Regions from separate parts of the Homo sapiens genome. Here all the other regions are linked to region 2. A link is an interaction called in ENCODE POLR2A ChIA-PET data of the cell type or tissue named here. Cell type or tissue: PC-9. All regions are shown on one strand. Region 1 overlaps NCAPD2 (non-SMC condensin I complex subunit D2). Region 2 holds the start of LOC105369625 (a long non-coding RNA gene). Region 3 has its middle 9.9 kb from the start of PIANP.

The links. ChIA-PET counts read pairs that join two places held together with the same protein. Peaks named below come from ENCODE experiments on the same cell type or tissue, not always from the same donor. Only the 100,000 strongest peaks of a DNase experiment are listed, where the experiment ranks them.
Region 1: POLR2A ChIA-PET joins it to region 2 with 6 read pairs; 4 of 35 experiments call an interaction of 5 or more read pairs at or near these places.
Region 3: POLR2A ChIA-PET joins it to region 2 with 5 read pairs; 2 of 35 experiments call an interaction of 5 or more read pairs at or near these places.

What each region holds. Positions count from the first base shown.
Region 1 is chr12:6,500,668-6,504,667 of GRCh38, reverse strand. All of the region lies in intron 2 of NCAPD2 (non-SMC condensin I complex subunit D2), which reads right to left. Among named protein-coding and RNA genes, the nearest start is that of NCAPD2, 8.6 kb to the right of the region's middle. In PC-9, no CTCF peak of the experiment used is centred here; no DNase peak of the experiment used is centred here.
Region 2 is chr12:6,293,796-6,297,795 of GRCh38, reverse strand. It overlaps LOC105369625 (a long non-coding RNA gene), which reads left to right and starts at 2,389. Exons shown (of 5, transcript XR_001748979.2): 1 at 2,389-2,545. RefSeq lists an enhancer at 1,643-2,143. In PC-9, no CTCF peak of the experiment used is centred here; DNase peaks (open chromatin) are centred at 1,435, 2,435 and 3,185; H3K4me3 peaks cover 425 bases; H3K27ac peaks cover 3,129 bases.
Region 3 is chr12:6,708,725-6,712,724 of GRCh38, reverse strand. It overlaps the pseudogene RNU6-781P. Among named protein-coding and RNA genes, the nearest start is that of PIANP, 9.9 kb to the right of the region's middle. In PC-9, no CTCF peak of the experiment used is centred here; no DNase peak of the experiment used is centred here.

The sequences.
Region 1 (4,000 bases), 210 kb before region 2:
GTAATCCCAGCACTTTGGGAGGCCGAGGTGGACAGATCACTTGAGGTCAGGAGATTGAGACCAGCCTGGCCAACATGGTGAAACCCCATCTCTACTAAAAATACAAAATTAGCCAGGTGCAATATTGCATGCCTGTAGTCTCAGCTACTTGGGAGGCTAAGGCCGGAAAATCACTTGAACCCAGCAGGTGGAGGTTGCAGTGAGCCGAGATCGCGCCACCACACTCCATCCTGGGCCACAGAGCAAGACTCTGTCAAAAACAAAACAAAACAAAATAAAAAAACTGTTATGTTACTTGTAAGGCTTCTGGTCAACAGTAGGCTATAAGTGTTTAAGTTTTGGGGCAGTCAAAACTTACATATGCAGATTTTTGACTGCACAGGGGTTGTCATCCCTAACCCCCACGTTGTTCAAGGACCAATGGTATATATATATATATATATCTATATCTATATATATATATATATATATATATATATATATATGTATATATATATGTCAAAACTGAATGAGATAGTCCATGCAAACCAGTCAGAACAACACTTAGCACGCTGTATGGTTTGAATGTGCCCCTCATAATTCATGTGTTGGAAATATAATCCCCAACATGACAGTGTTGGAAGGTGGAGTCTAATGGGAGGTGTTTAGGTTATGAGGGCTCCACCCTCACAAATATATATACATATTTTTGAGACGGAGTCTCGCTCTGTCGCCCAGGCTGGAGTGCAGTGGCATGATGTTAGCTCACTGCAACCTCTGCCTCCTGGGTTCAAGCAATTCAGTGCCTCAGCCTCCCGAGTAGCTGGGATTACAGGTGCCTGCCACCACACCTAGCTAATTTTTCTATTTTTTAGTAGAGACGGGGTTTCACCATCTTTTTTAAAAAAAAAAAAAAAATAGATGGAGTCTCGCTCTGTCACCCAGGCTGAAGTGCAGTGGCACGATCTCGGCTCACTACAACCTCCGGCTCCCAGGTTCAAGTGATTCTCCCGCCTCAGCCTCCTGAGTAGCTGGGATTACAGGCACGCGTCACCACACCCGGCTAATTTTTTGTATTTTTAGTAGAGACGGGGTTTCACCATATTGGCCAGGCTGGTCTCGAACTCCTGACCTTGTGATCTGCCCGCCTCGGCCTCCCAAAGTGCTGGGATTACAGGTGTGAGCCACCGTGCCCAACCCCTCACCGATATATTCATACTATTATAAAAAGGGCTCTGGGGAGTGGGTTCACTTGTGCCCTTCTGCCTTCTGCCCTGTGACAATGCAGCAAGAAGGCCCTTGCCAGTTACTGGTGCATTGATTTGGGACTTCCCAGTCTCCAGAAAAAAATGTGAGCCAATAAATTTCTTTCATTATAAATATCCAGTCTCAGGCATTCAGTTATAACAGCATATTTTTCTCAGTCCATTTTCTATACATCGTATTTCCATTGTTGAGCTTGTATCACATATTCACTTCTCTGTCATGCTTTTTAAAATTTAGCATTACAGTAAGTGTATTAGAAACCTTTGTAGGCCAGACGTGGTGGCTCACGCCTGTAATCCCAACACTTTGTAGGCTGAGGCAGGTGGATCATCAGGTCAGGAGTTCGAGACCAGCCTGACCAACATGGTGAAACCCCGTCTCTAATAAAAATACAAAAAAAAAAAAAAAAAAAAAGCCAGGTGTGGTGGCATGCGCCTGTAATCCCAGCTGCTCAGGAGGCTGAGGCAGGAGAATCGCTTGAACTGAGGAGGTTGCAGTGAGCCGAGATAGTGCCACTGTATTCCAGCCTGGGTGACAGAGTGAGACTCCGTCTCAAAAAAAAAGCAACAACAACAACAACAACAAAAACACCTTTGTAAACAATTTTTTTTGAGACAGGGTTTGTTGTGTTGCGCAGGCCGAAGTGCAGTGCAGGATCATAGCTTACTGCAGCCTCAAACTTCTGGGTTCAAGCGATCCTCCTGCCCCAGCCTTCTGAGTAGCTGGGACTACAGGCAGTGCCACCACACTCGGCCTTATATCTATCTTAATTTACTATTCCCCTATTGTTAGATACTGTGATACTTGTAACTTATTCCACTAATTAACAACAACAACAACACATACTCCCCTGGCAAATCTAGGTTAAACCAACTTTCTGGTTACTCCATTCATGTGACCACACAAATAAAAATGGCCTGAGAAAAACACAGAAACAAGCTGACTAGTCTTACGTTAAACTCATGACTACTAACCTGAAGTGGGCATTCGTACTCCCAAGTCTATTCGTTTTCTTCTAGGCAATTATTTCACACCTATCCTCTGCTCATAACACCATGACCTTCTTCCCAAACTCACTCTCAGTTAAAGGCTTTCCCTTCCTATTGAGGAAACAGAAGCAGACAGAAGAGAACTTTCAACTGCCCCAAGCTCTATATTTACCTGCACTAGTTGCATCTATGCCCATACATACACTCTGCCTTTTTTTTTTGCTACTGTGGATAAACTGTCCATGTTCTGATAAAGCCATCTCCTCCCCGTGTACCAGATCACGTACTCTCTTACCTACTAAAGGCACTGCTCCAACAACTGTTCCCTCTTCCTTCTGCAGCATCAGCTTTTCCCTCTCTGATCATTCCTACTCAATATAGACACACATAATGCTGCCCATCTTAAAAGAAATACATTATGTAAATTCATCATCTCTAATCTCTGTCATTCCATTTTCTTAAAAACCTATTCCTAGCAGGCTTTTGCCCCCACCATCTCCTGAAACAGCTTTGTCAAGGTTACCAGTGACTATGACATCAATAAATCCAGTAGTTAATCTGCAGTTGACCTCTCTTTTGTTTTTGAAACACTCTCTTTATTTAGCGTCCATTTAGCTCCTTCATTCGCTTTCTGCCCCAATGACTGCTTCTTAATTTCTTCTACTGGTTCTTCTTCATCCTCCTAGCCTCTAAATGCTGGACTGTCTCAGGTCTTGGTCTTCAAACTGCTGCTCTTCTCCATCTACACTCACTGCAATCTCATGGCTTTAAGTGCTGTCTACACGCTGAGTATTAAATCCTAAATGTGTATCTTTAGCTGACAACCTCTCCCTTGAACTCTGCACTCACATAACCAACAATCTAAACCTCTCCCTCCCATATGCTACCCCATCTCAGTAAATGGCAACTTCATTCTTCTAGTTGCTCAAGTCAAAAAGCCTTGTAAGGCCGGGTGTGGTGGCCCACGCCTGTAATCCCAACATTTTGGGAGGCCGAGGCAGGCAGATCACTTGAGGCCAGAAGTTCAAGACCAGACTGGACAACACGGCAAAACCGCATCTCTACTAAAAATACAAAAATTAGCCAGGTGTCGTGACCCTGGGAGGCGGAGCTTGCAGTGAACCGAGATGGTGCCACTGCACTCCAGCCTGGGCGAGAGAGCGAGACTCTGCCTAAAAAAAAAAAAAAAAAAAAAAAAAAAAAAAATTAGCCAGGCGTGGTGGTGCACACCTGTAATCCTAGATACTCAGGTGGCTGAGGCATGAGAATTGCTTGAACCTGGGAGGCAGAGGTTGCAGCGAGCCAAGATCACGCCACTGCACGCCAACCTGGGTGACAGAGCCAACAGAGCAAGACTGTCAAAAAAAAAAAAAAAAAGCCTTGTAATCATTCTCATCTCAGATTCCTTTACTAACCCTATAATCCAATCCAATCCATCAGCATTCCTGTAAAAGCTCTACTTTGAAAATATATCCTGAGTCGTTTTATCACCACTTCCCCTGCTATCCCTCCAGTCCAATCTACTTGGTATTACTGTATTAGCCACTTAACTAGTATCCCTGCTTCTCTCCTTGCCTCTTATAGTCTCTGCTCAACACAGTCGCCAGTGAATCTTTTAAAATGTCAGACCATGTCACTCCCATGCTCAAAACCCAATGGCTTTCAAGTTCATTCACACTGAAGTTCAAGTTTTTGCCATGATCTACGAGGCTCTAGAGATCAGTGCTTCTCAAGCTTATAATTGCATCCAAATTGCCTGGGGGAAT
Region 2 (4,000 bases):
TAAGTATTAATACATCAAGGTGTAACTATGATTATCTTCAGAGCATATGTTGATACGAGTATCGGGACATGTGGACTCTCCATTGTTGTCGGAGGGTGTCTTTGTAGGCATCTTTAGACTGTTTCCTCAACTGTAAACACACCATGACTATAGGCTGTGACCAGCAAGGAGTGTGCCTTTCTAGCTTTTTGTGTGTGTGTGCCTTTCTAGTTTTAAGATGGGAGTTGATTGGCCAGGTGCTGTGGCTCATACCTATAATCTCAGCACTTTGGGAGGCCGAGTCGGGAGGATTACTTAAGACCAGGAGTTGAGACCAGCCGGGCAACACGGGGAGACCCTATCTCTAAATTAAAAAACAAAACAAAACAAAAAGATGGAGTTGAGTGTAAAATGGTGTCACTCTGGCTCTCCCAAGCTCCTGCTTCCATAGCAGCTCCACACGAACGGAGGCACTGACCAGCCAGAAGTAAGAAACACATGGAGCTGAGTCTGCGGGTGTCGGGGGCCCACTGAATAACGAGTTTTCAGCTTTCATTTCTGCATAGGAGATAATGTTATTTATCTTTTTTTTTTTTTTTTTTTTTTTGAGACTGAGTCTCACTCTGTCGCCCAGGCTGGAGTGCAGTGGCGCGATCTCGGCTCACTGCAAGCTCCGCCTCCCGGGTTCACGCCATTCTCCTGCCTCAGCCTCCCGAGTAGCTGGGATTACAGGCGCCCGCCACCACGCCCGGCTAATTTTTTGTATTTTTAGTAGAGATGGGGTTTCACCGTGTTAGGATGGTCTCCATCTCCTGACCTCATGATCCACCTGCCTCGGCCTCCCAGAGTGCTGGGATTACAAGCGTGAGCCACCTTGCCCGGCCGATAATGTTATTTAAATGCTAAGTTATAAAAACAAGTTAAATTGAAGTTCACATTTTATTTATTTATTTATTTATTTTTGAGATGGAGTCTCACTCTGTCACCCAGGCTGGAGTGCAGTGGCCTAATCTCGGCTCACTGAAACCTCTGCCTCCTAGGTTCAAGTGATTCTCCTGCCTCAGCCTCCTGAGTAGCTGAGATTACAGGCGTGCACTACCATGCCTGGCTAATTTTTGTATTTTTAGTAGAGATGGGGTTTCACCATGTTGGCCAGGCTGGTCTCGAACTCTTAACCTCGGGTGATCCACCTGCCTTGGCCTCCCAAAGTGCTGGGATTACAGGCGTGAGCCACTGTGCCCGGCCGAAGTTCACATATAATTAAAACTCAGTGGTAATGACAGCATTTATTTAGATTTAGAACTTAGACCAATAAAATACTTTTTCAGGGAGGAATGTTTTATCACTGACATTGTTTAGGATTGCTGGCCCAGGGGATAACAAAGAACTTTCGGTTGCTTACTCATTTACAATTCTCTAAGGACAATGCAGCCTCTATTCCCTGCCTTGGCGGTGGTGGGGAAACGGTTTTCACTACCCTGCTATTGCCTACCACTGATAAGAGGCCTACCTTTTTTTATAAAGTGGCGGAAGGGTGACTCGTGTCAAAAGGCTGGCGGGATGCCAGCATGAGTCCTTGGCCCCTCTCCTACTTCGTTCCTATCCTGTCCTGTTCTCCATCTTGCTGTTTGGACAGATGTTGCCATCCTGGACCTTGAGGCTGAGAGACTTGTCCGAGGGGTGGCACACCAGAAGGAGCCTAGGACCCTGGCACTTCATCAGCACTCCATGGAAAGTGCTCCGTCTTCAGACTATGTGAGGGAGAAATAAGATCTCATCTTTTCTGGGGTCTCACTCTCCCACCCAGGCTGAAGTGCGGTGGTGAGATCTCGGCTCACTGTAACCTCCGCCTCCTGGGTTCAAGCAATTCTCCTGCCTCAGCCTCCCGAGTGGCTGGGATTACAGGCGCCTGCCACCACGCCCAGCTAATTTTTGTATTTTTAGTAGAGACAGGGTTTCACCATGTTGGCCAGGCTGGTCTTGAACTCCTGACCTCAAGTTATCCACCCACCTCAGCCTCCCGAAGTGGTGGGATTACAGGCATGAGCCACCATGTCTGGCCCTCTTTTCTGAGGTTTCTGACACTTTCAGGGATCAGGGACATTTATGCCGGAGTCCTGACCTTTAAGCCGAGGTCTGAAGAATGAATAGGTATTTTGTGAGTAAGAAGAGGGAAGAGAATTTCAAGGAGTTGGGGGCTTGGGTAGGAAAGCTAAGAGCCAAGAGACCACATGGTGAGTTTGAGGAACGGAAAGAAGCTTTGGATGGGGGAGCTCAGAGTGCCAGAGTGTCTGGAATAGGAACCCCAGAAGGACTTACTTGTGCAGATGATTGATCTGTGCTCATTGGCATTACCTAACATTCTGTCTGGGAGTTCTGGGGTGCTAGGAGGTTCTCAGAGGCCAGACCAGGAAATCCAGGGCCTCACCTTCCCAGGGTTGCCCCAGGCAACCTCTGTTTGTAAAGAATCCTGTTTATTATCTACTGACTCATGGTCATCTGTGGTTGCTATGGTTCCCACCAACAATGAAGCATAAATCCATTCCTAGAGGGTGGGGTCTGCAAGGTGGGGCTGTCCTCTTCCTTTTCTGGCTCCCAGCTCCTCGCAGCTTCCCAGCCTACAGCAGCAGGGTTGGGGGGTGGGGGGGTTGGGGGAGTGTCTTTGTCTATGGAATCTCAGATGTGGGGCTCCTTGGAAGGGTGGGACAAGGAGCTCAGTGGAGTGAAGGGACAGATCTCTGCAGTCAGGGCTGGGACCACGTCCACTGAGTGAGAGAGAACCGGGCAGCTCTAAGCTGATCAGAAGCCCTGTTCCCTCTGCATAACTAGAGGAGGAGCCCAGGAGATGGAGAGAGAGAGACTCCAGGAAGAGTTAGAGCAGGATTAGGAGACCTGGCCCCTTTCTCCACCAGGGACAAGCAGAGTTTGTTCCCCAAAGTGGTGGCAGATACATAAATGTGAAGCTGGGAGAGGCAGTTGTTTGGCAACAGGCAGAGATGTATATATGTTGTATAAAGGAACCAAGAGAAAGGGAAGCTAGAGGGACAGGTGGACTTTGGAAAGATTATTTCATTTCACACATTTGCACAAAGTCTTATAGGTTACAAAGCATTTGTGCATCTATTTTCTCATTTGCTTGTCACAGAAGCCCTGTGAGGAAGCCAGGGCAAGAAATATCAATCCATTTGAAAATGAGTAAACACTGGCTTATAAAGGTTGCTTAACACAGCCAAGGTCAAAAACAGGACTAGAATTTAGAGCTCCTGGCTCATAGTTCAGTGCTTTCTTTAAACTTTTTTTTTTTTTTTTTTTTTTTTAACAGAGATGGGTCTCTCTGTGTTGCCCAGGCTTGTCTTTAACTCTTAGACTCAAGCAATTCTCCTGCCTTGGCTTTCCAAAGTGTTGGGATTACAGGCTTGAGCCACCACACCTGGCCCAGTGCTCACTCTTTCTTTTCTCTCTTTCTCTCTCTCTCTCTTTCTTTTTTGACAGAGTCTTGAGTCACCACACGTGGCCCAGTGCTCGGTCGCTCCTTCCTTCCTTCCTTCCCTCCCTCCTTCCCTCCCTCCTTCCCTCCTTCCTTCCCTCCTTCTTTCCTTTCTTCCTTCCTTCCCTCCTTCTTTCCTTCCTTTCTCTCTCTCTCTCTCTCTCTCTCTTTCTTTCTTTCTTTTTTTCAGAGTCTTGCTCTGTCACCCAGACTGGAGTGCAATGGCAGGATCTCGGCTCACTGCAACCTCCACCTTCTGGGTTCAAGCAATTCTCCTGCCTCAGCCTCCCAAGTGGCTGGGATTACAGGCACCTGCCACCACGCCCAGCTAATTTTTTTGTATTTTTAGTAGAGATAGGGTTTCACCATGTTGGCCAGACTGGTCTCGAACTCCTAACCTCAGGTGATCCACCCGTCTCGGCCTCCCAAAGTGCTGGGATTACAGGTGTGAGCCACCACGCCTGGCCACCCAGTGCTCTTTCTATCAAATAAATGTCTCAAACTTGGGCTTTCGTGGGTCATTTTAATGGGTGT
Region 3 (4,000 bases), 410 kb before region 2:
TGGGGAAACCCTGTCTCTACTAAAAATACAAAAATTAGCCAGGCGTGGTGGCGTGCGCCTGTAATCCCAGCTACTCAGGAGGCTGAGGCAGGAGAATCGCTTGAACCAGGGAGGCAGAGATTTGGGTGAACTAAGATTGTGCCACTGCACTCCAGCCTAGGTGACAGAGCAAGACTCCACCTCAAAAATAAATAAATAAATAAATAAATAAAACTTTAAAAAGTTGGTGAAAATTGAAAACAATTTGGCATTCTTTCTCAAAGCTTTCTTTTTTTTCTTTTTTCTTTTTTTTTAGACAGAGTCTTGCTCTGTCACCCAGGGTGGAGTGCAGTGTTGCAATCTCGGCTCACTGCAACCTCTGCCTCCAAGTTCAAGCAATTCTCCTGCCTCAGCCTCCTGATTAGCTGGGATTACAGGCATGTGCCACCATGCCTGGCTAATTTTTTTGTATTTTTAGTAGAGTTGGGGTTTCATCATGTTGGCCAGGCTAATCTCGAATTCCTGACTGCAAGTAATCCACCCAACTCAGCCTCCAAAGTGCTGGGATTAGGGGCGTGAGCCACCGTGCCCAGCCAAAGCGCCCAGCCAAAGCTGATTTTTCTTTCTTTTCTTTTCTTTTTTTTTTTTTTGAGACAGGGTCTTGCTCTATCGCCCAGGCTGGAGTGCAGTGGCATGATCTTGGCTCACTGCAAACTCCGCCTCCCAGGTTCACGCCATTCTCCTGCCTCAGCCTCCTGAGTAGCTGGGACTACAGGCACCCCCCACCGCGCCCTGCTAATTTTTTGTATTTTTAGTAGAGACGGAGTTTCACCATGTTAGCCAGGATGGTCTCAATCTCCTGACCTCATGATCCACCCAACCTCAGCCTCCCAAAGTGCTGGGATTACAGGGGTGAGCCACGTGTCAGGCCAGCAACGTTTATAATAGCAAAAAAAAAAAAAAAAAAAAAAAACCAATTCATAAATACGTCAACAGAATAGACAAAGTATGATATATTTGGTATATTCACTCAGTAGCACTTTACCTTCCAGTGAAAACATATGAACTGCAGTCACATGGAACAATATGGCTAAATCCTGGAAATGTAATAGTGAGTGAAAAAGCAAGTAAACAGTGCTAGAAGGCTACATATAATATTTTATTTATTTATTGAGACAAGGTCTGGCTCTGTGGCCCAGGCTGGAGTGCAGTGGTGCAATCTCGACTCACTGCAGCCTCAACCTTGCACGCTCAAGTGGTCCTCCCACCTCAGCCTCCAAATAGCTAGGATTACAGGTGCGTGCCACCATGCCTGGCTAATTTTTGTATTTTTTGTAGAGATGGGGTTTTGCCACATTGCCCAAGCTGGTCTCCAACTCCTGGACTCAGGCAATCCACCCATCTCATCCTCCCAAAGGGCTGGGATTACAGGTGTGAGGCACTGCGCCTGGCCATATTTATTTATGTTTTAAGACAGTCTCGCTCTGTCACCCAGGTTGAAGAGCAATGGTGCAATCATAGCTCACTGCAGCCTCAACTTCTGGGGCTGAAGAGATCCCCCCATCTCAACCTCACAAGCAGATGGGACCACAGGCATGTGCCACCACATGCGGCTATTTTTTTTTTTTTTTTTGGCAGAGACAGAGTCTCCTATGTTGCCCAGGCTGGTCCATCTTGAACTCCTGGGCTCAAATAATCCTTCTGCCTCAGCCTCCCAAAGTCCTGGGATTACAGGTATAAGATGCCATGCCCAGCCAGTTATTTTTTAGAGATAGAGTCTAGTTCTGTCGCCTATCTGGGAATGCAGTGTTGAAATCATAGTTCACTGCTGCCTAGAACTCCTAGGCTCATGGGAATCCTCCTGCCTCAGCCTCCTGACCTGAGTAGCTGGGACTATGGGCGTGTGCCACCAGCCCAGCTAATTTTTGATATTATTATAGAGGCTATGTTGCCCAGGCTAATTTTTTTTAATTTTTTATTTATTTATTTATTTTCGAGATGGAGTCTTGCTCTGTCACCCAGGCTGGAGTGCAGTGGCACGATCTTGGCTCACTGCAACCTCCGCCTCCCAGGTTCAAACAATTATCCTGCCTCAGCCTCCTGAGTAGCTGGGATTATAGGTGCCTACCACCACACCCGGATAATTTTTGTATTTTTAGTAGAGATGGGGTTTCACCATGTTAGGCAGGCTGGTCTAGAACTCCTGACCTTGTGATCCGCCTGCCTCGGCCTCCTAAAGTGCTGGGATTACAGGTATGAGCCACCACACCCATCCATTTTTATTCTTTTACTTATTTTTTATTTTTTTTTTTTTTTTGAGACGGAGTCTCGCTGTCACCCAGGCTGGAATGCAGTGGCACAATCTCGGCTCACTGCAACCTCTGCTTCCTGGGTTCAGGCGATTCTCCTGCCTAAGCCTCTTGAATAGCTGGGATTGCAAGCACGTGCCACTATGCCCAGCTAATATTTGTATTTTTAGTAGAGACGGGGTTTCACCATGTTGGCCAGGTTGGTTTCAAACTCCTGACCTCGTAATCCGCCCACCTTGGCCTCCCTAAGTGTTGGGATTACAGGCGTGAACCACCGTGCCCAGCCTAATTTTTATTTTTGGAGACAGTGTTTTGCTTTCTCCCAGCCTGGAGGGCAGTGGTGCAATCATAGCTTACTGCAGCCTCAAACTCCTGAGCTCAAGCAATTCTCCCACCTCTGCCTCCTGAGAAGCTGGGAATACAAAAAAAAAATTAAAATAAAAAAACACCAGAGTTTCACTCGTCACCCAGGCTGGAGTGCAATGGCACGATCTCGGCTCACTGCAACCTCCACCTCCCAGGTTCAAGCGATTCTCCTGCCTCAGCTTCCCAAATAGCTAGAATTACAGGCACCCACCACCATACCTGGCTAATTTTTGTATTGTTAGTAGAGACGGGTTTTCACCATACTGGCCAGGCTAAGTCTCGAACTTCTGACCTCAGGTGATCTACCCACCTTGGCCTCCCAAATTGCTGGGATTACAGGTGTGAGCCACCACACCTGGCCTAATTTTTTAAATTTTTCATAGAGATGACATTTTACTATGTTGCCCAAACTGGTCTGAAACTCCTGAAGTTAAGCAATCCTCCCACTTTGGCCTCCCAAAGTGCTGGGATTACAAGTGTGAGCCACTGTGCCTGCCCGCTCTATTTTTCTGATTTATGAAAAAATGGAATGCTTCATGAAGGTGCGTGTCCTCCTTGTGGAGGGGCCATGCTAATCTGTGTCATTCTGTGTCTGGAATTGGTGGGTTCTTGGTCTCACTGACTTCAAGAATGAAGCCGTGGACCCTGGCGGTGAGTGTTACAGCTCTTAAGGTGGTGCGTCTGGAGTCTGTGCCTCCCGATGTTCAGATGTGTTCAGAGTTTCTTCCTTCCCGTGGGTTCGTGGTCTCGTTGGCTCAGAAGTGAAGCTACAGACCTTCACGGTGAGTGTTACAGCTCTTAACGCAGTGCGTCTGGAGTTGTTCGTTCCTCACGGTGGGCTCATGGTCTGGCGGGGCTCAGGAGAGAAGCTGCAGATCTTCGCAGTGCGTGTTACAGCTCATAAGAGCAACGCGCACCCAAAAACTGAGCAGCAGCAAGATTTATTGCAGAGTGAAAGAACAAAGCCTCCACAATGTCAAAGGAGACCAGAGCGTGTTGCCAATGCTGGCTCAGGCAGCCTGCTTTTATTCTCTTATCCAGCCCCACCCACATCCTGCTGATTGGTAGAGCCCAGTGGCCTGTTTTGACAGGGTGCTGATTGGTGCATTTACAATCCCTGAGCTAGATACAAAGGTTCTCCACGTCCCCATCAGATTAGTTAGATACAGAATATGGACACAAAGGTTCTCCAAGGCCCCACCAGAGCAGCTAGATACAGTGTCGATTGGTGCACTCACAAACCTTGAGCTAAACACAGGGTGCTGATTGGTGTGTTTACAATCCCTGAGCTACACATAAAGACTCTCCACGTCCCCACCAGACTCAGGAGCCCAGCTGGCTTCACC